Linked DNA regions of Homo sapiens: region 1 is linked to region 2. The links are chromatin loops, found by intact Hi-C in ENCODE. Cell type or tissue: K562. All regions are shown on one strand. Each heading gives the region's core, and the rest is flanking DNA. Links, peaks and the distances in the headings are about the cores only. Region 1 has its middle 140 kb from the start of MIR5192. Region 2 overlaps COMMD1 (copper metabolism domain containing 1).

Region 1 (17,756 bases), core at 6,191-11,190, 350 kb before region 2:
CTGGCCTACCACTTGGACTTTTATAACTCTCCCTGACTTAACACTAGGTCCAAAAAGGAAAAAGAAGGAGGAAGAGAAAAAGAAGAAAGTATAAAATATCTCAGTGAAGGAGATCAGATATGGTACCTCAAAATATATAACTTTGGTATAAGGATTATTTTTGAGCTGAAGCAGCAGACACAGGAAGAGCCCTCTGCCTTCCTCCTATCTGACTACAAGCAGGACATACATTTCCTTTCTGCAAAGAAAATTCCCATTTGTAAAGGTCCCCCCACCCATACCAGGAAGAGGAGAATGGAAAATTAATGTTATCTCTAGAGATAGCACTAAATGAGTCTGCATAAACAACCCTTATCTGCCATTAGTTTCCCCCAGAATTTTTCTCATCACCTTCCTACAATTTAACCCCTTAGAAGCCCAAGGCTTCTTTTTCTTTTCTAGTCATTTCTCCATAGTTTATCACTTTATGTTAAAATGGTATATATGCCTTCAAATCCAATCATCTCTTTGGATTTTTCACTTGTTTTCTGTGAAGCCTGGTGCATGTACAATTATTAACATGATAAAGTTGTATGCCTTGGCTGGGCGCAGTTGCTCACACCTGTAATCCTAGCACTTTGGGAGGCTGAGGCGGGTGGATCACAAGGTCAGGAGATCGAGACCATCCTGGCTGACACAGTGAAACCCTGTCTCTACTAAAAATACAAAAAAATTAGCCGGGCGTAGTGGCAGGTGCCTGTAGTCCCAGCTACTCGGGAGGCTGAGACAGGAGAATGGCGTGAACCCGGGAGGTGGAGCTTGCAGTGAGCCGAGATCGTGCCACCGCACTCCAGCCTGGGTGACTGAGCGAGACTCCATCTCAAAAAAAAAAAAAAAAAATGGTTGTGTGCTTTTTCTCCTGTGAATGTGACTCTTGACAGGTTGCCAGGTACTAAAACTGAGGAAAAGCTTTTTTCTCCCCTAAGTAGACAATAATGTTAGTAAAAACCGTATATATCAGAGCCCATAGACTATAGCTAAAACAGTTCGTAGAGAAGAAAAACTATGTTAAAAATACGTTTTTTTCTTTGAGATGGAGTCTCACTCTGTCGCCCAGGCTGGAGTGCAGTGGCATGATCTCAGCTCACTGCAACCTCTGCCTCCTGGGTTTAAGTGATTCTCCTTCCTCAGCCTCCCAAGTAGCTGGGACTACAGGCATGTGCCACCACACCCTGCTAATTTTTTTGTATTTTTAGTAGAGATGGGGTTTCACCATGTTAGCCAGGATGGTCTTGATCTCCTGACCTCATGATTCGCCCACCTCAGCCTCCCAAGGTGCTGGGATTACAGGCATGAGCTGCCACACCCGGCTGTTAAAAATAATTTTAATCAAAATAATAAAATTCATTTAACAAAAAAACTCAAGAAAGTTATAGGGGGAAGGGAAGAAAATCGTTCCTAAGGAAAGCAAGAGGAAGAAATTAATAAAGGATAAACAAATGAATTACAAAACATAAAAATTAGCACTAATAAATAAATCTATGAGTTAGTTCTTCAAAAAGGCCAAGAAAGGAAGAAAGAAAACAAGAAAAAGAAACAACATCCCAAAAGAAAACCAAATAAAAGATATAAACAATTCATAGAAAATAACATACAGAGGGCTCTTAAACATATACAAGGATGCATAACCTTATTCATCAAAAGAGACAATGCAACTTAAAAAATAATAAACAAGCATATGAAAAGCCGCCGAACATCACTAGCCATCAGGGAAATGCCAGTCACAACCATTGAGGGCCCTTGCCAGCCAACGAGAGCAAATCCAGCATCTTACCTCTCACCTCTGCTGCGCTAACTCTTCCCTTCAGGCCCAGCCATACCTGGCTTCAGATGGCAGCAGTGATGATAGGTGGGAGGACTTGGACTCTTGGGACATGGACTCATTCTCTGTGGAGTGTGGAGGGCACTGGCACTACAAGGTAGGGGACCACTGGGAAGGAGAAGATGGAGACATCAAGGATAACTGGGATGATGATGATGTGTCGGGCAGGGAAGGAAGGAAGCAGAAGCAAAACCAGAAGTAAAAATTTCAGGCCAGGCATGGTAGCTCGTGCCTGTAATCCTAGCACGTTGGGAGGCCAAGGCGGGAGGATTGCTTGAGCCCAGGAGTTCAAGACCATCCTAGACAACATGGCAAAATCCTGTCTCTACAAAAATACAAATATTAGCCGGGTGTGGTGGTGCACACCTATGGTCCCAGCTACTCGGGAGGCTGAGATGGAAGGATTGATCACTTGAGCCCAGGAGGATCACTTGAGCCTAGGAGGTCAAGGCTGCAGTGAGCCGAGATGGTGCCACTGCACTCTGGCCTGGGCGACAGAGTAAGACCCTGTCTCAAAAAAAAAAGAAGTAAAATTTTCAGAAAAGAAAAAAATGACAGAGAAGATACTCTAACCTTAATAAAGTCATCGCCCAGTGCGCATGGCAAGTCAGTATGCCGACACACCAGGTTGCAGCAGAGGAAGAGGTTTAATCATAGGACAGCCAAATGGGATCTCAAATCTCCCTGAGGAGTTTGGGGCTAGGGTTTTTAAGGATTTTGGAGTGGGCCCAAGTGTGGAGATTGTTTGGCTGAATGCAGGGTGAAGTGATGAGACACGGAGGTAAGGAGAGTGTATTATTGTGCTGATTCAGTTCCTCCGTGGGGGTCTTTAAATTGGTTGGCATCATTGTTTTGCTGGAATTCAGAATCTGCTAAAGCAGTTTTTAAACAAAAGTCTTAACCTCTGAAAAGGAACATTGGGGATGTAAATGGTAAGCGTCTAGTGCTACATAAGTGACTTAAGGTTACAAAGAAGTGAGTCAAAGCACAGCCTGATTAATGCTTAATTTTTTTTTTTTTTTGAGACTGAGTTTCAATCTTGTTGCCCAGGCTAGAGTGCAATGGTACAGTCTCGGCTCACTGCAACCTCCACCTCCCAGGTTCAAATGATTCTCCTGTCTCATCCTCCCAAGCAGCTGGGATTACAGGTGCCCGCCATCGCACCCGGCTAATTTTTGTATTTTTTTAGTGCAGACAGGGTTTCACTATGTTGGCCAGGCTGGTCTCGAACTCCTGACCTCAGGTGATCCACTTGCCTTAGCTTCACCAAAGTGCTGGGATTACAGACATGAACCACCACACCCGATAATGCTTAATTATAACTATATTTCTGGCCAAAATTCTTGTTAACCCTGTAAGGATGGCTTCAATAAAAGACAAAGAACGGCAACAGAAGAAAAGATAATAAGAAATCAAGAAGAAGTTAGAAGAACGTGAAAAACCTAAAGTGCTAACACCAGAAAAAACAGCAGATAAATCGCAACTAAAGAAATCACAGAAGAAGTCAGATCTCGAATTAGCAAAATAAACCTTTGGTGTTAATAACACAGTTTATGAAATAGATAGCTACGAACCTCTTTAAGAGATAACTTCAGAGTTTGGAAAGTTACTAAAGACAAAAATTACACAGTATGAAAAGTAACTATATTACACCAGTTTTTTCAAGCCTCAGTTTGGGATGAGTGTATTTCATCAGAAATTGATGACTTGCAGTGAAAAACAGAAGCAAGAAAAGCAAAGCCAAAAAGAAGAAAGGTGTGTTTCCCAGAGGGAGATTAAAGGCTACCATGAGAGACAATCTGTGTGGTGGTTATGGTGGAGGATAGATAGTATAAGACTTCATGTGACATTTTACCTTAAATAACAAAACCCAGAAAAACCACAATGAGATCTCATTTCGTGCCCACTAGAATAGCTATTATTGGGGCTCAGAACACAATATCTCCAATTATGGTGCTTTAGCATTGTAGGGGCCAAGGGGAACCCATTGGCCCTTTGAAGGTTTCCCTTGGCCCTCTGAAGATTCACCAAAAAATCACTGATATGAGGCAGATTAATAGGAGAAAAGGCATGCACATTTATTTAACATGTCTACATGGGAGCTGTTAGCATGAAGACCCAAAGATACAAGGACAATTATAATTTTTATGCTTAGATTTAAAAAAGTATGGACAGCTGTATAGAAATATGATTGGACAAGAAGGTATGATCTAAATAAGTGGGAAAACCCATCAAGGCCTCTCTGTCTAGATTTTTCTTGGCCTCTGACCACTTATTCCTTCCTTCTGAGTATGAGACAGAGTCCTGTCTGGAAAGGGACTCTTATGACCTACAGTCAAACAAGGTAGGTCAGGGTAATTTCTTATTTTATTTTAATTTTTAAAATAGAGATGGGGTCTTGTTATGTTGCCCAGGCTGGTCTTGAACTCCTGGCCTCAAGGAATCCTCCTACCTCAGCCTCCTAAACTGCTTGGATTATAGGTGTTAGCCACCACACCTGGCCCAGATAATTTCTTTATGTCCAGTTTTTACATGGAAAGGTGGAGGAAATTAGAGTAATATTTAGATAATTTACATATTATCTAATTATTTTGGTGATAATTGGAGTAAATTAGAGTAATATTTTTAGGTTTTATGACTAGCTCTGGGGAAAAAGGGTTCTGGTTTCGATGACCTGCCTTGGGGAAGAGAGATTCTAGTTTCTATGGCTGGCCTCTGGGGAGAATGGGACTGAGAGACAGGAGAGCATGAGAAGGTCAGAGGAAACTTTTTGTTTCTGAGGCTGCTGCTGATACAGGAGTTAAGAAGAAATTACTTAGGTAGATAGTGAGGGTACAGGAGACCACAGTAAGGTTTTCCTTTTAATGAAAAGCAGCCCCCAAATCATTCTCTTTTCTAACGAAGAGCAACCTGTAAAATCGAGCTGCAGACATAGACAAGCTGGAAGCTTGTACAGGTGAATGCTAGCAGTCGTGCTAATAGGAAAAGGCTACCTGGGACTAGCCATGTTCAAAATGGCGGCTTCTCTTTGCCAAACCATGTGTACAGTAAGGAAAAGACAATATGGCACCAGCCAGGGAAAGACTTCATTTGCATAATAAAATAAGGGTGGGGTGACCAGCCTTCCCCTCAAGCTATGCAAACGTCACACCTGGTCCAACCAATCTGTGGGCCCTACGTAAATCAGACACCACCTCCTCAAGCCTGCCTATAAAATCTGGCTTAGTCCCCCATGGGCCGACTTTTCCCTTTCGGATGTCCCCTCTTCCTCACAAGAGAAAGAGCTGCTCTCCCTTCTCTTTCTTTTGCCTGTTAAACCTCTGCTCCTAAACTCACTCTTCGTGTGTGTCTGTGTCCTTTATCTTCTTGACGCCAGACGACAGACCCTAGGTATTTACCCCAGACAACAATGCCCCTTCACTGCTAAGGTCTTCTTCTTGGGGTATTGTTTTCTGAGTCTCAACAGCATGGCAAGTACTTTGAACTAAAAGAGCTTGGAAGGATCTCAGAAGCAAGATCTCTCTGACCTTCTCCCGTCCTCCTGTCTCCCACCCTTCTTTCTCCTCATAGAAATAAGAATTCTTCTAAGGTGAGTCATAGAAACCAGAGACCCTCTCTCCAAAAGCAAGCCATAAAACCTAGAAAGGTCACTCTCTCCCTTCTCCCGTGAAGGCCCTTATTTCAGGGGAGTCTTGTCCCGCACCTGGGAAGGGTAGAGTGATGCTCCACAGAGAGGCCAAGATGAATCTGGACAGGCCTTGCTGGGTTTTCCCCCTCAGTCTATTCCTATTCACTTGTACCTCTTTGTCCAATCACATTTCTATAAGGCAGTCCCTTCTTAATCAAACCTAAGCAAAAAATAAACGGTTTTCCCTAAGTTGTTGGGCCTTCATTTCTGAAGGCTCCTGTGTCACATAAAACTTTGATTAAATAAATTTGTTATGCTTTTCTCTTGTTAACCTGTCTTTTGTTATCAGAGTGTTGGCCATGTGCCTTATGATGGGTGAGGAAAAGTATCACACCTTTCTGCCCCTACACTGTAATAAAAAATGTTTAAAAACCCAAGTGTTGGCAAAAAATATGGAGAAATTGCAACCCTCATATTGCTGGTGGAAATGTAAAATGGTGCAGCTGCTTTGGAAAATAGTTCGGCAGTTCCTCAAAAGATTAAACATAGAGTTACTATTGGATCTATCAATTCCACTCCTAGGTCCATGGCCAAAAGAATTGAAAACATATGTTCACACAAAAATTTTTACCTGAATGTTTATTAGCAATATTATTCATTATAACGAAAAAGTAGAAACAACCCAAATGTCCACCAACTGATGAATGGATAAACAAAATATGGTATACAATGGAGTATAATTCAGCAATAAAAAGAAATGAAGTATTGATGCATGCTAGAATGGATAGACCTTGACAACATTATGCAAAGTGAAAGAAATCAGTCACAAAAGATGATCACATAATGAATAATTCAATTTATATGAAATGTCCAGAAGAGGCAAATCTATAGAGGCAAGAACAGATTAGCAATTGCCTAGGAATAGGCAATGGGAAAATGGAAAATGACAGTTAATTGGTATGAGGTTTCTTTTGAGGGTAATGAAAATGTTCTACAATTGGCCGGGCGCAGTGGCTCACATCTGTATTCCCAGCACTTTGGGAGGCCAAGGCAGGCAGATCATGAGGTCAGCAGTTTGAGACCAGCCTGGCCAACATGGTGAAACCCTGTCTCTACTAAAAATACAAAAATCAGCCAGGCGTGGTGGCGGGCACCTGTAATCCCAGCTACTCCGGAGACTGAGGCAGGAGAATGGCATGAACTCGGGAGGCACATGTTGCAGACTCTGTCTAAAAAAAAAAAAAAAAAAAAGAAAGAAAGACACAAAAGAAAAAAGTTCTACAATTAATCCTAGTGATGGTCGCATAAATTTACCAAGAATATACCAAAAACCATTGAATTGTACACTCTAAATGAGTTAATTGTATAATATGTGAATCATATGTCAAGCTGTCATTAAAAAAAAAAAAACTCCAAAGCCCAAAGCTATATAGCACCTTTTTTTTTTTTTTTTTTTGAGGCAGAATCTTGCTCTGTTGCCAGGCCGGAGTGCAGTAGTGCGATCTAGGCTCACTGCAACCTCCCCCTCCCAGGTTCAAGCGATTCTCCTGCCTCAGCCTCCCGAGTAGCTGGAACTACAGGAGCGTACCACCATACTCGACTAATTTTTTTTGTGTTTTTAGTAGAGACAAGGTTTCAGCATGTTGGCCAGGCTGGTCTCGAACTCCTGACCTCGTGATCTGCCTGCCTAGGCCTCCCAAAGTGCTGGGATTACAGGCATGAGCCACCATGCCCGGCCGAGATAGCACCTTTTTAATGGTTAGGAAATCCCACCACCCTTATGTTCAGAGAAAAGGCTAACTACAAAGGACCACCTCACCTGACATGTCCAAGATGAGACTTGCCTCCACTCTTCCTCAATGACACCCTTGTTTTATCAAAATGCAAGTTTGGGCTGGGCACAGTGGCTCATGCCTGTAATCCCACCATTTTGGGAAGTCCGGGTGGGTGGATCACCTCAGGTCAGGAGTTTGAGACCAGCCTGGCCAACATGCTGAAACCCCATCCCTACTAAAAATACGAAAATCAGCTGGGCATGCTGGTGGGCGCCTGTAGTCCCAGCTACTCGGGAGACTGAGGCAAGAGAATCAGTTGAACCCAGGAGGCAGAGGTTGCAGTGAGCCAAGATGGCACCACTACACTCCAGCCTGGGTGAAAGAGCGAGATTCCATCTCAAAAAAAAAAAAAAAAATGCAAGTTTGTTTCCTCTTTTTTGAGACCTTTCTCATTAATGAATGTTCTTCCTATTGCACTACCCAAAGTCAAATGGTCTTCACTAATGGGTATATTTTGTCCCAGATGTTATTTAGAGGGTGCTCTTTGCAAGGATTGGTTAGATTTTGAAAACTAGATAATTAATGGAATTGTCAGTGGTCTCACCTTGGGATCATGGGTCTGAACAAATCGGTGTTGAGTATTGAGTTTTGATAGTGTATGAAGCACGTCATAGCTTCTGGCATGACTGGTCTGGCACAGTCAATCTGTTCTGTGAGTCAGGATATGCTTGGCAAGTTGTGGTTTCTGTTCCAATTCTCAACTGTCAGCATTTAGACTAGTACCTGGTTCATGGTAGGTGCTCAATACGTATTTACTTAAAGAATAATGAATTGGCCAGGTGCGGTGGCTCATGTTTGTAATCCCAGCACTTTGGGAGACTGAGACGGGCAGATCACTTGAGGCCAGGAGTTCGAGACCAGCCTGGCCAACATGGTGAAACCCCATCTCTACTAGAAATACAAAAAATTAGCCGGGCATGGTGGCGGGGGCCTGTAATCCCACCTACTCGAGAGGCTGAGGCAGGAGAATTGCTTGAACCCAGAAGGCGGAGGTTGCAGTGAGCCAAGTTTGCGCCATTGCACTCCAGCCTGGGCAACAAGAGCAAAACTCTGTCTCAAATAAAAAAAAAAAAAATCAATATATAGTTGGCAGCAGACCAAAAATAGTTCACCTTCTTTGTTAGTTACAGTTTGGCAAAATCTATATGAAAATACAGGCACACATACCTTTGACCTAGCAATTCCACTTCTGGGAATTAATTCCACAGAAATTTGCATATTGCAAAGAACCACCTGATAAGGTTACTCACTGCAATATTGTTTGCAATCACAAAAGAACAGATGTCTTAGAAATCTCCATTAGTAACAGCCTGCTTAATTCAGCCGTGGTGCACACATACAATGGAATAAGATGCAGGTGTAAAAAGAATGAGCAAGTTCTCATGATACAGAAGATCTCCAAGATATATTCACTCAGTTTCAACCATAACTGCTTTGTTCCTCAGAGCAAGTTCCTTCCGCTCCACGTGGAGGGTTTGAAGGCTTTGAAGGTTCAAATCCAGATATCTGGATTCAAAGCAGAAGAAACCTGGCTCACTCTCTCACTTTCTTCAGGCCTTGGCAAATCTTTCACTGACCACTATAGGAGAATAAAAATAATTTTTTCTTCAACCCTCATAGGTTTTTGATTGGAAAAGACCCTTGTAGCAAAAGATGAGATAAAAACAAACTGAAGTTTAACATGTATATTTAATGTATACATGGAACACACCCAGAGAATGAGTAGTTCTCAAAAAGGTGGCTTTGAATTCTAGCTTATGTGGCATTGTCAACAAAGAACAATGAATATTTAGAGAAGTGACAAGGCAAAGGAAAAGGATTTTGAGTCTCTAGGGGCAGCAACTTGTGAGAAAGCCAATAAATGGCAGAAACAGCCTGGCTAGTAAGGCCTGTTCATGTGGCTTCCTCTGGTGACATCTCCAGGCTGATAAGGGTCCAAAGTTAGACCTTCAGTGCTAATCTTTGTTTTCCCTGGAAGAAGGGTAGCAGGGTAGGATATCTTTTGCCTTTGTAAATCTATGTCCTGCTTTTAGGCAAATAGAAGGAGGGCAGAGAGCTTTCCTGTATCTGCTTCTTCTTAATTGTCTTTAGCTCAAAAATCCTTCATATTTTGGGGTGGCATATTCTGGTCTTCCACACCACCCTATCATAAAATATCCACATCCCATTCACCACCACCCTCGCCACACACACATGCATACATGCACACACATCTATCCCCTTACCCTGTTTTGCTCCATAGCACTTACCACTTATCACTATATATCACTTGTTTATTTATATCCCACAAAAATGTAAGTGTGGCCAGCTCAGTGGCTCACTTGTAATGCTAGCACTTTGGGAGGGCAAGAAGGGAGGATTGCTTGAGCCCAGGAGTTTGAGACCAGCCTGGGCAACATGGTGAGACCCCGTCTCTACAGAAAATTTAAAAACTGGCTGGGGGTAGTGGTGGGTGCCTGTAGTCCCACCTACTTGGAAGGCTGAGGCAGAAGGATCACTTGAGCCCAGGAGGCCGAGGCTGAAGCAAGCAGTGTTCACATCACTGCACTCCAGCCTGGGTGACAGAGCAAGACCTTGTCTTGGAAAAAAAAAAAATTTTTTTAAATGTAAGCTCCAGGAGGGCAAGAAATGTATTTGTTTTGTTCACTACCAAATTCCAAATGCCTAAAAGAGTGCTTGACACATAGTAGGTGCTCGGTAAGTGTTTCCTGAACAAATGAAAACAGTAAATGAAAAAAGCCAGAGGCATTTGAGCCCAGCCTCAAAATACTGGGCTGACTATCCTTATAAATGCTTCTATGTGAATGAAATGTCTTTAAAAGGTTACAGAAGAAATAGGTCATGCTGGTTGCCTGTCAGAAGGTGAACTTGGTGGCTGGGAGACAGAATAGAAGGGAGGCTTTTCATTATACAGTATTCTATTTGTAGATTATTATGCAAAAAATATAACTTAAAAGTAAAAAGGAAAGCTTCTGTATCATTCCTTTTTCATATCTCCATAGTATGCTGTCCTGTGGATGTACTAGAAGTCATTTCATCAATCCTATTTTAATGGGCAAGTTAGTTATTTCCAAACTTTTGCTATTGCAAATAAAGTAGTCTGGATATTTACTTTTCACGTTATAATAAATAGGACACTGAGGTCTTTTTATAACCCCTTAACTTTGGTTATAAATCTTTGCAGTTGAAAATGTAACCAACATCCCCAAGTAAACAAAAGTTTACTGCAGTTAAGTCCATTTGCATTTGCTGGCTGGGAGTGGGGCAGCCTCAGGAAGCAGAGGCTCCTGGGAAAGGGATAATTTAATTAGCATTCTTGCAATCTCATTGGTAAACTCACCCAATCCCTAAGCCTGTATCCTGATAATTTATCAGGATAGGGCTGTCTTACAAAGGAGGGCAAAAAAACAAAAGAACAAACTTCTAACCAAGATGTGGCTCACGCCTGTAATCCCAGCACTTTGGGAGACCAAGGCAGGTGGATCACTTGAGCCCAGGAGTTCAAGACCAGCCTGAGCAACATAGCGAAACCCCATCTCTACTAAAATACAAAAAATGAGCCAGGCATGGTGGCACACACCTGTAGTCCCAGATACCCAGGAGGCTGAGAAGGGAAAATCACCTAAGCCCAGAAAGTTGAGGCTGCAGTGAGCTGTGATTGCACCACTGCAATCTAGCCTGGGCAAGGGGAGTGAGACCCTGTCTCAAAGACAAACAAACAAACAAAAAGTGAAGACAGTTCAGTATTCCTAATTCATACAATGGGAAACATCTGAACTAAAGATTGAGAATCCTGGGTCTGCTACCGAGAAGCAGGGTGACCTTGAGGAAATCACTTCTCTCCTCTGGGCCTCCATCACCAGGTCTGTGGAATGCAGCCTTTGTCTCCCTCCCTCTCACTGGAGACTCAAACACTATGTTGGGTGACTTGAGGCAGCTGCTGAATGGTAGCAGATCTGCCAGGGCTGTCACTTTGTGGTGGTTCTGTAGGTAAATACGGCACTGTGTTGGAAGAGAAAAACAAACAGAGAAGCAGCTGCCTTCTTTTCCAGAAATGACACCAATAGCCTGCAACTACTCAGGTTGATGGGCATGCAGCAGCCCGATGACTCCAGAGATGCGGGGGCAGGGAGCAGAGCATCTGAAACAGGGACATCAGGACCCAGTGACTGCTCTGGTATGACTCAGGGAGGCTGTCAGGGTTGAGCTCTCTGCCAGGGATCCAGAGTGTCCCAGGAGGCCGTCTCTTCTGAAGAATCTGACAAGGCCCAGGCTTCTGGGAATGACTCTGCCCTGTTCTCCTGCCTAACCTGAAAACAGACTCTGGGGAGAAGGAAGCTGATTGACACAGTTTCATTGCCCCCAACACTTGCAAGTGCAAACAGAGGCCACATACCTTCTTATTCTTTGGATCTGTAATCAGATCCTCATTTGGTAAAAAAAAAAATATGAAGTTGCGGCCAGGCCTAACACTTTTGGAGGCTGAGGTGGGTGGATCACCTGAGGTCAGGAGTTCGAGACCAGCCTGACCAACATGGAGAAACCCTCGTCTCTACTAAAAATACAAAAATTAGGTGGCATGGTGGCGGGCGCCTGTAATCCCAGCTACTTGGGAGGCTGAGGCAGGAGAATTGCTTGAACCCAGGAGGGGAGGTTGCAGTGAGCCGAGATCGCACCACTGCACTCCAGCGAGACTCTGTCTCAAAAAAAAAAAAAAAAAGAAGTTGCAGGAATTGCATTCAACCTCTTCAAGTTATGAATTTAATGAGAATAATTTTCTTGCTTATTTTTACAGTTTCATCAGCATTAAAATCTCATTAAAAAAGAATCTGTGGCTGGGCATTGTGACTCGCACCTGTAATCCCAACACTTTAGGAGGCTGTGATGACAGCTCACTGCACTCCAGCCTGGGCAGCAGCAGAATCACTTGAGGCCAGGAGCTGAAGACCAGACTGGGCAACATAGCTGGACCTCATCTCTACAAAAGATAAAAAATTAGCCATGTGAGGTGTATGCATTTGTAGTCTTAGCTTGGGAGGCTGAGGCAGGAGATATGCTTGAGCCCAGGAGTTCCAGGCTGCAGTGAGCTATGATAATGCCACGGTACTCTAGCCTGGGCAATAGAGCAAGACCCTGGCTCAAAAATGGAAGGAAGGAAGGGAGGGAGGGAGGCAGGGAGGGAGGGAGGGAGGGAAGGAGGGAAGGGAAAAGAAAAAGAGTTTGTGAAGTTCTCTTGCTTACAAATTTTATGAGAGACCTCAACAGAAAACTGTTCATTTTCAGTGTTGCCAGTTTTAAAAAATTTAAGCTGATGCGCTTCTGAATACTTTTCCTTTTTTGGCTTTTTTTTTTTTTTGAGCTCCACTGTCATATTTTCTAAATTGATCCCAACTCAACTTGTATTCATTCCTAGTGATCTAAGAGTTTACAAAATAAAGTTGTTTTTCTTCTAAAACATTCAACTTTTTTTTTTTTTTTTGAGACAGTGTCTTGCTCTGTTGCCCAGGCTGGAGTGCAGTGGTATGATCACAGTTCACTGCACTCCATCCTGGGCAACAGTAGCCTCGACCTCCCAAACTTAAGCAATCTTCCCACCTAAGCCTTCCAAGTAGCTGGGACTACAGGTGCTCACTACCATGCCCAGCTAATTTTTTGAGCTCTCTCTGTGGCTCTTTCCCCAGCTCCACCAGGGGTCTCACTATGTTGCCCAGGCTGGTCTCAAACTCCTGGGCTCAAGTGATCCTCTCACCTTAGCCTCCCAAGGTGCTGGGATTACAGGCATGAGCCACCACGCCTGTCCAAATTATTAATATTACAAAGCAAAATACAAAAATTTAGTAAATTTAAAAAATAAAGTTATTTAAGTAAGGCTAAATTTTTTTATACTTGATAATTAAATCTTATTCAATATTATTATAAAAATAAAACTTCAGCCAGGCACAGTGGCTCACGCCTGTAATCCCAAAACTTTGGGAGGCCAAGGCTGGTAGATCATGAGGTCAAGAGATTGAGACCATCCTGGCCAACATGGTGAAACCCCATCTGTACTAAAAATACAAAAATTAGCTGGGTGTGGTGGTGCGTACCTGTAGTTCTAGCTACTCGGGAGGCTGAGGCAGGAGAATCACTTGAACCAGGGAAGCAGAGGTTGTTGCAGTGAGCCAAGATCGTGCCACTGCACTCCAGCCTGGCAACAGAGCGAGACTCCATCTCAAAATTAATAAATAAAACTTCACAATTCTGGGTTTTAATGTCTGCTTAATAAGCAAAGCAAAGAATCTGTATCATGCTTCAAATATCTTACAACTACATGTATATAAATGTAAGACAAATATGAATTCTTTTTTTTTTCCTTTTTTTAAGACAGGATCTAACTCTGTCACTCAGGCTGGAGTACAGTGGTGCGATCATGGCTCTCCACCTCCCAGGCTCAAGCGATTCTCCCACCTCAGGTTCCCAAGTAGCTGGGACCACAGGTGCACACCATCACACCTGGCTAATTTTTTGTATTTTTGGTAGAGACAGGGTTTCACCATGTTGCCCAGGCTGGTCTTGAACTCCTGAGCTCAAGCGATTCACCCACCTTGGCCTCCCAAAGTGCTAGAATTACACATGTGAGCCACTGTGCCTCGCCAAAAAATATCAATTCTTCAGCCTGGCAAAATGTTCCTCAGGCACTGTGGTATATTGTTACATAATGGTCCCCAACACGTCTTACCTCCCTGCATCCAGCCCCTTTGCAATATAATTTCTGCCATGTTTCTCATGGAGACATAGAGTCTATATCCTTCCAACCCCTGGATCTGGGCATCCCTTAAGGCTTCATTTGCTCCATAGACTGAGACAGAAGTAACATGTTGCAACTCCCACAGCTAGGCCTTAATTACATTACACATTTCTGCCATTATGTGAAAATGCCCAGTTCTTTCCTAAAGGAGGAAAGGCTATTTGAAGGAGAACTAGGGCACCCCAGCCAATAGCCAGCGTAAATATCAAGCACATAAACAAAGCCATCTGGGAACATCCAGTGCCAGCTGAGCTGCTGGCTGACTGCAGCTGTATAAGTGACCCCAAAGGAGATCAGCAGAAAAATTGCCCAGCTGAGCCCAACCTAGAATTATGAGCAAATAAATTTTTGTCGTTTTAAGCCACCCAGTTTCGGTGTGGTTTGTTACGCAGGAATAGATAACTGACACAGCCACCACGTGCGACTCCTGTAAACACTAAGCTAATTTGTGAATGCCTCCAGAATCACGGATTAGGACAAATTAAGAAAAAAATAGGCCCTTGGCACTATTGAGAAATAATATTTGGTTATGCCAGGACCTCTTGAATTCATGCTCTCTGAGAGAAGGGACACACATATGAGGCAATTACATTCCTTCTCCCTCCAAAGCAGTGTCTGTCTCCAGTGTCAGCAGGGGCACAACCTGTAGACCTTCGCAGTGTTTGGGCTCAGCAGCCTTTTGTTTTGAGAACATAGGAGGGAAATGTGGAGACTAAGGGTGTTCATCTCACTCATCGGTGCTCACGATTACGGGTCACACTGTGCCAGTGATATGTCCAGCATCCCAGGTGACAAAAGCTCCCATGTGGTCTTCAATAAATTTAATTTTTGTGTTTGTGACATGCAAGGCCCTCCAAAGGGTAGAGGGCCTCTTGCCTGGTCTAAGGGCAATATTGCACTGGCCCCAGATTCCAGGAAATGATGGAGGCCTTGCTTGGGGATTTGTCTATGAACAGTGACTAAGGAAAAGCACTAATGGCTATTCAAACTTGATGTCTATCTCTCTCATTTTTTTTTTCTTTTTTTGAGATGCAGTCTCACTCTGTCATGACCAAGCTGGAGTCCAGTGGCGTGATCTTGGCTCACCACAACCTCTGCCTCCCAGGTTTAAGAGATTCTCCTACCTCACCCTCCTGAGTAGCTGGGATTACAGGCACACGCCACCATGCCCGGCTAATTTTTGTATTTTTAGTAGAGATGGGGTTTCACCATGTTAGTCAGGCTGGTCTCGAACTCCTGACTTCATGATCTGCCCACCTCGGCCTCCCAAAGTGCTGGGATTACAGGTGTGAGACACCACACCCAGCCGATGCCTATCTCTTGACACACCAATCCAGCTTTAGAGAAGATATCCTATAGAAACAAAAGGACTAATAGAGAAGGGTACGTAAAAATGTCTGTCACAAGCATCGCTTAATGTAGCAAAAAGTGAAAAACAACATATACATCATTAACGGGAGATGGTTTCGTGAATTGTGATCTATTCATATTAGCACATGTTATAAAACCATTGAAAAGGTTGTTATATTTATGTTTAGTGACTTGGAGAGATTTCTTTATTGAATATTTACTGAGCATCATCTATGAACCTAGTACTGTTTAAATGCTAGGGATATAGCAGGGAATAAGACAAGGTTTTTTGCTCATGCATTTCACATCTTAGTGGAGGAAGACAGGCCATAAACAAATAAATAAGTATATAGTATCAGCTGGTGAGAAATGCTATGAAGAATAATGGTGGTGGGTTGGGGGATGGAGCCCGGGAGGAAGTGAGGGAAGGAACATTGTGGCCATCAGGAGGACGGGCATTCCAGACTGAGTGCCAAGGCCCTGATTTGGGAATGTGCTTAGTGTGATCTAGTAGCATCAAGGAGGCCAGGGTAGCAGGAGATGGGGATGGGAGGGAAGGTCAGAGAGCAGAGCAGGGATGTTGGGGGGCGGGGGATGTATATGCATGTTGTAGACCACGTAGGGCCTGGCAGCTCCTGGTGAAGACTTTGGTTTTGGTTTTTTTGGTTTTTTACTGATGGGGTCTCACTGTGTTGCTCAGGCTGCATTTGAACTCCTGGACTCAAGCAATCCTCCTGCCTCAGCCTCCCGAGTAACAGACAATGAATGCACTCCCCCCACCTGGCTAAGATAGGTTTTTACTCTGAGTAGAATGGAAACCAGTTAAGATTTCTAAGCTGAGGAGCAACGTGATCTGACAGATTTCAAAGGGTTCCTCTGGCTGCTGTGAGGGGAATGGACTGAAGGGACAAGGGTGGAAGCAGAGAGGGGTGTAGAGGCTGCTGTAGCTAAGTGAGAGAGACAGGATTGGGCTTGCACCAAGTGGAAGCCACGAGGTGGGGGGATGCAGTCTGATTCCAGATGGATTTTGAAGGTGGAGCCTGCAGGACGTCCTGATGGAACTGGATGTGGGGTGTCAGCAAGAAGCCAGACGGCCATTTAATAGTGTTAATGACTAAGGCTAGTTTCAGAGGAAAGAGAGTATAGCCCAATCCCATTTTTGCTCAAATAAACATCAAATAAGACACACTCCCTGTGCACGGATCTTTGTGTATACTAATCCGAGTCTATTAGTTGGCTAGGGCTGCCATCACAAAATACCACAGACTGGGTGGCTTCAGCAACAGAGATTTATTTTCTCAGTTCTGGAGGCCGGAAGTCCAAGATCAAAATGCTGTCAGGGCTGCTTTCTGGTGAGGCCTTTCTTCCTGTCCTGTAGACAGCTGCCTTCTCCTATGTCCTCATATGGCCCCTTCTTTGTGCTTGCTTAGGAGAGAAGTGGGAGCTCTCTCGTGTCTCTTTCCCTTCTTATAAGGACAGCGGTCCTTTTGGCTTTAGGCTGCACCCTTGTGACCTCACTAAATCTTAATTAGCTCCTTGTAGGCCCTGCCTCCAAATACAGTCGAATTAGGGGTTTAGGGCTTCGCCGTATGAATCTGGAGGGACACAATTCAGTCCATAACAATGAATACAGAGAAAGCTGCAGAAGGACATCCACAAGCCATTGCACTCCAGCCTGGGTGACAGAGCAAGACTCTGTTTCAAGAAAAAAAAAAAAAAGAAACCAACTTTCTAGCAAAAGGATCCAGAACATACCATGGTGAAGAGAGTTTCTTTCCTAAACTCCCCTTTCTGCCTAAAAGCAGAGCCTCCCAAAAGAATGCAACCATCATAGATCCCCTTCCCAGAGGTTTCCCAACCATGGAAGAGTGACTCCCTTCACCAGAGGGGAAGCCACAAGGCTATAAAAACTCTCCTAAATAGACATGGTCACAAAACTATCATATCTCCCTCATATCTATTTGCCTTAGGGCCCATTTATCTTTTCTAGAAGTCGCTGGTTTTCCAGTCTCCTTTCTCTCCATCCCCTTCTCCTATTAAGGGTGTATATTGTGTCATAAAATGTCAGAGCTACCGCCAAAAGACAAAGGTCTTTCATCTGAGAGCCTGTGAAAAAGATATATAAGCCCCCAATCCTAATCACCTCTTTGAGCCACATTTTTCTGTGAATTCCCATGTATGTATGTGAGTAAAATTCTGTTTTTGTTTTGCCAATCTGTCTTTTGTCAGTTTAATTCACAGGCCTCCAACACTGAACCTAAGAGAGTGGGGAGAAAGTGTTTCCTTTCTCACAGC
Region 2 (5,000 bases), core at 1-5,000:
ATTTTCAAAGGCAATGAGGTAGATGATAGTATTATAGTGCTCTTCACTCTCAACTTACAGAAAAGGAAACTGAAGCTTCAAGCAGTCAACTGATTTTTCTGAAAGCACCATGAGATAAGTGCAGGGCCAAAGCCTCAACAGTTAAGCCAGGTTTCCCTCTGATTAGCTGTCACAAGTGACTACACAGAGAAGTAGACTCGGTATCACTACCACTGAAAAAAATGTAAACTGGTACATTCTGTCAACAATGATACAGAGATGCCAGTCCCTAATGAGTAGCTACAATGCTTCAGTTGCTGGCCTTCAGAGATCCTGAGACATCAAACAATGATTTGAAGAGTATTACCACAAATTTTTTACTTAAAGTTTAGATGACTGAGTGAGGAATATGTAAGTGTTCTCAGAACTTAGAAGGCCAACTAGCTCAGTTTAACAGTGAATAGAAAAACTGAGAGATAAGATTGAGAAGGCAGTCTGGAGCCAGATTAAAGTACATCAAGTTTAGACATTGTTATATATACGTAATGAGGGGCCACTAAAGGCTAGGTAACTGGGAAATCATGATGCAACGTGTGGTTTAGAACGCTGAATCTGGCCAGTGTGGTGTCACACGCCTGCAGTCCCAGCTACTCCAGAGGCTGAGGCAGGAGTATTGTTCAAGCCCTGGAGGTTGACAATGACCAGCCTGGAAAACACAGCAAAACCCTGTCTCTCTTTTAAAAATGTTTTTAATGAAAAAAAAATTTTAAGCTGAATCTGATAACAGTAAGTAGTTGGACTGAAGTGAAAAATTTTCAGAGGGCTAGGGCAATGGAGCCTAGGAGAGGACAGCAGCAGTTAATAACTTAGTCCCCAGGGTAAGCCTCCCCTTGCCTCTTCTTTGCTATGCCCCTATCTGCTAGTGGCCATGGGGACTGGCATAAGCTCCAAACCAGACAGATCACAATATCCTCCTTTCTCTGGGCGCACTGACTGGTCCCAATTTAGGGCAGGAGAAATGATCTTGTCTTTTTGGGTCATAGTATAAGAAGGACATGAGGCTGGAGTTACAGACAGCATTTTCTTGGACCTTTTGGCAAAAGCATGTCTGCAAGAAAATAGAATGAAGTGAGAGTGGATTTTAATGGGGTGATATCCCTGTTTTATAGTTCCCAAGACCCTAGTTCCTGCAGGCCTTCCTGCAATTCTATAATGCTATCTCAGCATCCTTCCTACAGACAACCCAAAATTCCATCAACTATTCAATTTAAGCTGTATTCCTATCATTTGGAACCAAGAGTCTTGACTAAAAGAGGGTGGTGGCAGTGGGAACAGAAGAATGTAAAGGTAACAACACCAAGTAGAACACAGGCAGAGCAAGTGAGACTGGAGCTGAAAGAAAAACAAGCTGTCTTTCATTTCTTCATTAATATAAAAAATTATATGGTAAATATTACAACTTTCTGGTACATTAAAGATATTTCACATTACAATTCAATAAACATTTACTGAATATCTGCCTATTTACCAGATAGCAGGACCCCAAACCTCTGGCTATGCCAATCAATACAAATACAGGCTGGGCGTGGTGGCTCACACCTGTAATCCAGCACTTTGGGAGGCTGAGGTGGGCAGGTCATCTGAGGTCAGGAGTTCATGACCAGACTGACCAACATGGAGAAATCCCATCTCCACTAACAATACAAAAATTAGCCGGGGGTGGTGGCAGGTGCCTGTAATCCCACCTACTCGAGAGGCCGATGCAGGAGAATCGCTTGAACCCGGGAGGCGAAGGTTGCAGTGAGCCAAGATTGCGCCACTGCACTTCAGCCTGGGTGACAGAGCGAGACTCCGCCAAGAAAGAAAGAAAGAAGGAAAGAAGGAAGGAAGGAAGGAAGGAATTATTTTGTATAATATACTATAATTAAGTCAAATTATTTCCACTGACACCTTGCTTCACAATATTATGTCACAACTCAGGTAATTTGTATCATTCTTCTTCTCAAATAATATCAAGAGATATCCATTCTGATATAATTTCATCTGTGACAAAAGTTATTTTGGTTGGGTTCCAGTCAATAATATCTTGAACTAGGGTCAATTCATCCAAATTTAGAACAATCAAAAATTAAATGAGAAATTGATTTTGGTTTAGGTTCAAAGTCATCAATTTTCACTTAAGAAATATTTGAATAGCTACCATAAAACAGATACTGTTCACAGCACACTACTTCCATCTACTGGCAGCCTAGGCTGACAGCCTGGTACTCATCCTTTATTCTTCTCTCTCTTCCACATCTTGAATCAGTGGTTTTCAACACTGGCTGCACATTAGAATCCTGAAGTACAATTTTAAAATATCAGCGCCCAGCTATTATCCCAGAAATTCTGATTTCCAGGAATTATGGAGTAAAGCCTAGGCACTGGTATTGTTAAAAAGCTTCCAAAGTGATTCTGGCAGGCAACAAAGTGTTAAAAACAAATGCCTCTGGCAGTAAAATGAGTTCGAAAAGAAAAAGAAAAACAAATGCCTGTAACTTTCAGTTGTCAAGTTCTACTGATTGTTACATCTGAAATAATTCTCTAATAATATGTCCCCTCTGATCTGTCCCTACTAGCTGGTAGAAGCCCTCACTATCTTGAACCTAAACTAAGTGTGGACTCCCTCAAGTCTATCTTCTATACCACTATCAAAGTGATCTATCTATAATATAAATATAGGATGCTGGCACTTGCTTGTTTAAAGTTATCCCATGGCTGACTATTACTTGCTTCAGTGGTGGTCAGGCAGGATGGTGTGAAGCACTCTCCTATGAGGTATAAGGTAAGTTGTACATAATATAGTTAGCAGTAGTAGTAGTACAAGTATTAATGTTTGTAAAGATTTTTATAAGTATAAATCAGAGGGTTTTCAAAGTATCCTTATATTAAACAATTACCTCCCTCATTTTAATTGTTTACTTGAATGGAAGAAAAAAAGAAAATTAAAAACACAGGAACTCTGCATAGAACTATATTATGCATGTATTACTATCTGTTAAATGTGTCGCAGAGGAATAAAAATTTGAAAACTGATAAACCAAAACAGTGGTTCTCAACCAGGTAGTATTGCCCTCCCAAAGGCACCTGAGAAATGGTGGAGGCTACATTTGGTTTCACAGTGATTGGAGGGAGTGCTGTTCGCATTAAGTGAGCATGAGCTAGGGATGTTCGGCATCCTTCAATACCCAAGAAACGGGAGTTGGCAAGTTTTCTGTAAAAGTTGTAACCCTCTGCTGCATATTCTTCCCTTTTTCGTACAACTCTTTAAAAATGTAAAAACCATTTTTAGCTCATGGGCTATATAAATACAGGCAGTGTGACCACCTGTGGGCTGATGTTTGCAGACCCCTGACCAAGAACATCCCACAGGACAAAAAGACCTGTGTCTCACATGACTTTGCAATGTCCCATCTGACATTGTGTGGAAAAACCTGTTTATAATTACTTCAGCCTAAAAATTAAGTATTTTGTTTTACATAAAAAAGTATTTTTTCACGGTTTTAATAAACACCAAGTTTTCCAGGAATGCAATTAATACAACTTGTACTTTGACTTGGTCAGAACTTTACAAATAGGATGTTAAGTATTTTGAAAAATCTCATTACCAGTGACAATACCATTTAAAATATCTTACCTACCAATACAACACATTTTATATACCTGCATTTGTTGCTGTGCATTCACAGTAATACCATGTATAGGTACAAGCATCTGATTAATTCATTATGTGTTCTAATGATATAATGCTTAAGCATTTATATTTTAAAATATATATTTCAAATCATGTTTAGATTTCTTATACTTTTCCTTTGTACTACATTTATGACATCATATTAGAAATTATGTTTTAATTTTATTATATGTGAATTATAAGAATTCCTTTTAAGGATCATAAAGGAGCATTAGAAAATATTTACTACAAAAAAAGAAACACTGGGCTGGATATGTTTGAGAATCACTGAGCATGAAGTTCAAACTCAACACAACAGGCCCTGCTTATCTTTTAGTGTCTTACAACTTCCTGCCTCCCGCACTTGACACTCAAACAGCACTAACCTGTTTGTAATTCCCCAACTAGCAATCCCAATATGATGCTTCTTCTATGTGTCTCTGTTCGTGCTATTCTAAATGTTCTGAAATGTCTTATCATCACCTTCAACAGATTAATTTCTATTCACCATTCAAGACTCAGTTCAAGTATGGCTTCCCCAATACTCCTCCTCTCCTAGTAAGGTAAGTGCCCCTTTCTCTTCCAAAAATGCCCTAATATCTCTATCCCTGCACTTACCTCAATGAAATGAAATTATGTCAAAAAGTCTATTTGACCCAACAGAGTCTAAACTTTGAGAGCAGGGTCTATGTATCTCTGCAAATACATCATCTAACACCTTGAAGTAGAATTCATATTCCAACAAGCATTCATACTGTATCAATAACATTTCAAATAAAAAATTCTAAATGTTGCAGATCAACATTAAGTCCAGAATTCTTTAAAGCTACCAACTTCTTGCTTTATAAAATTCTCTCACACACATTCACAAACCATAAACTTCTTTAAGATAAGAGTAGAAAATAATTCAGGGTGCTGATTTCTGTTTGCCTAATCTAGCCTAGCAAATTAGCAAGGGGCTCAGAGCCAAAACAAATTTAAAAATTAGGCTACGATACTAAAGAAAAAAAAGAATTTGAATGAAAAATGAAAATGTAATTCATCACTTTTTTTTTTCTTTTGAGACAGGATCTTCCTCTCTCACCCAGCTGGAGTGCAGTGGCACAATCACGGCTCACTACAGCCTTGTCCTCCTGGGCTCAAGCAATCCTTCCACCTCAGTCTTCTGAGTAGCTGGGACTACAAGCATGCACCACCATGCCTGGCATTATGTGTGTGTGTGTGTGTGTGTGTGTGTGTGTGTGTGTATATATATATATTTTTTTTTTTTTTTGTAAAGACAGAGTGATATGGTTTGGCTTTGTGTCCC

Evidence for each region. A loop is a pair of places that touch in the nucleus more often than their neighbours do. Peaks named below come from ENCODE experiments on the same cell type or tissue, not always from the same donor. Only the 100,000 strongest peaks of a DNase experiment are listed, where the experiment ranks them.
Region 1: it touches region 2 in a loop (13-fold over the local background); 5 of 110 quality-filtered maps call a loop at or near these places.

What each region holds. Positions count from the first base shown.
Region 1 is chr2:62,334,876-62,352,631 of GRCh38, reverse strand. No RefSeq gene overlaps it. Among named protein-coding and RNA genes, the nearest start is that of MIR5192, 140 kb to the right of the region's middle. In K562, for the core only: a CTCF peak has its summit at 9,212 (motif pointing left); a DNase peak (open chromatin) is centred at 9,231.
Region 2 is chr2:61,990,842-61,995,841 of GRCh38, reverse strand. All of the region lies in intron 1 of COMMD1 (copper metabolism domain containing 1), which reads right to left. Among named protein-coding and RNA genes, the nearest start is that of COMMD1, 88 kb to the right of the region's middle. In K562, for the core only: a CTCF peak has its summit at 2,219 (motif pointing left); a DNase peak (open chromatin) is centred at 2,231.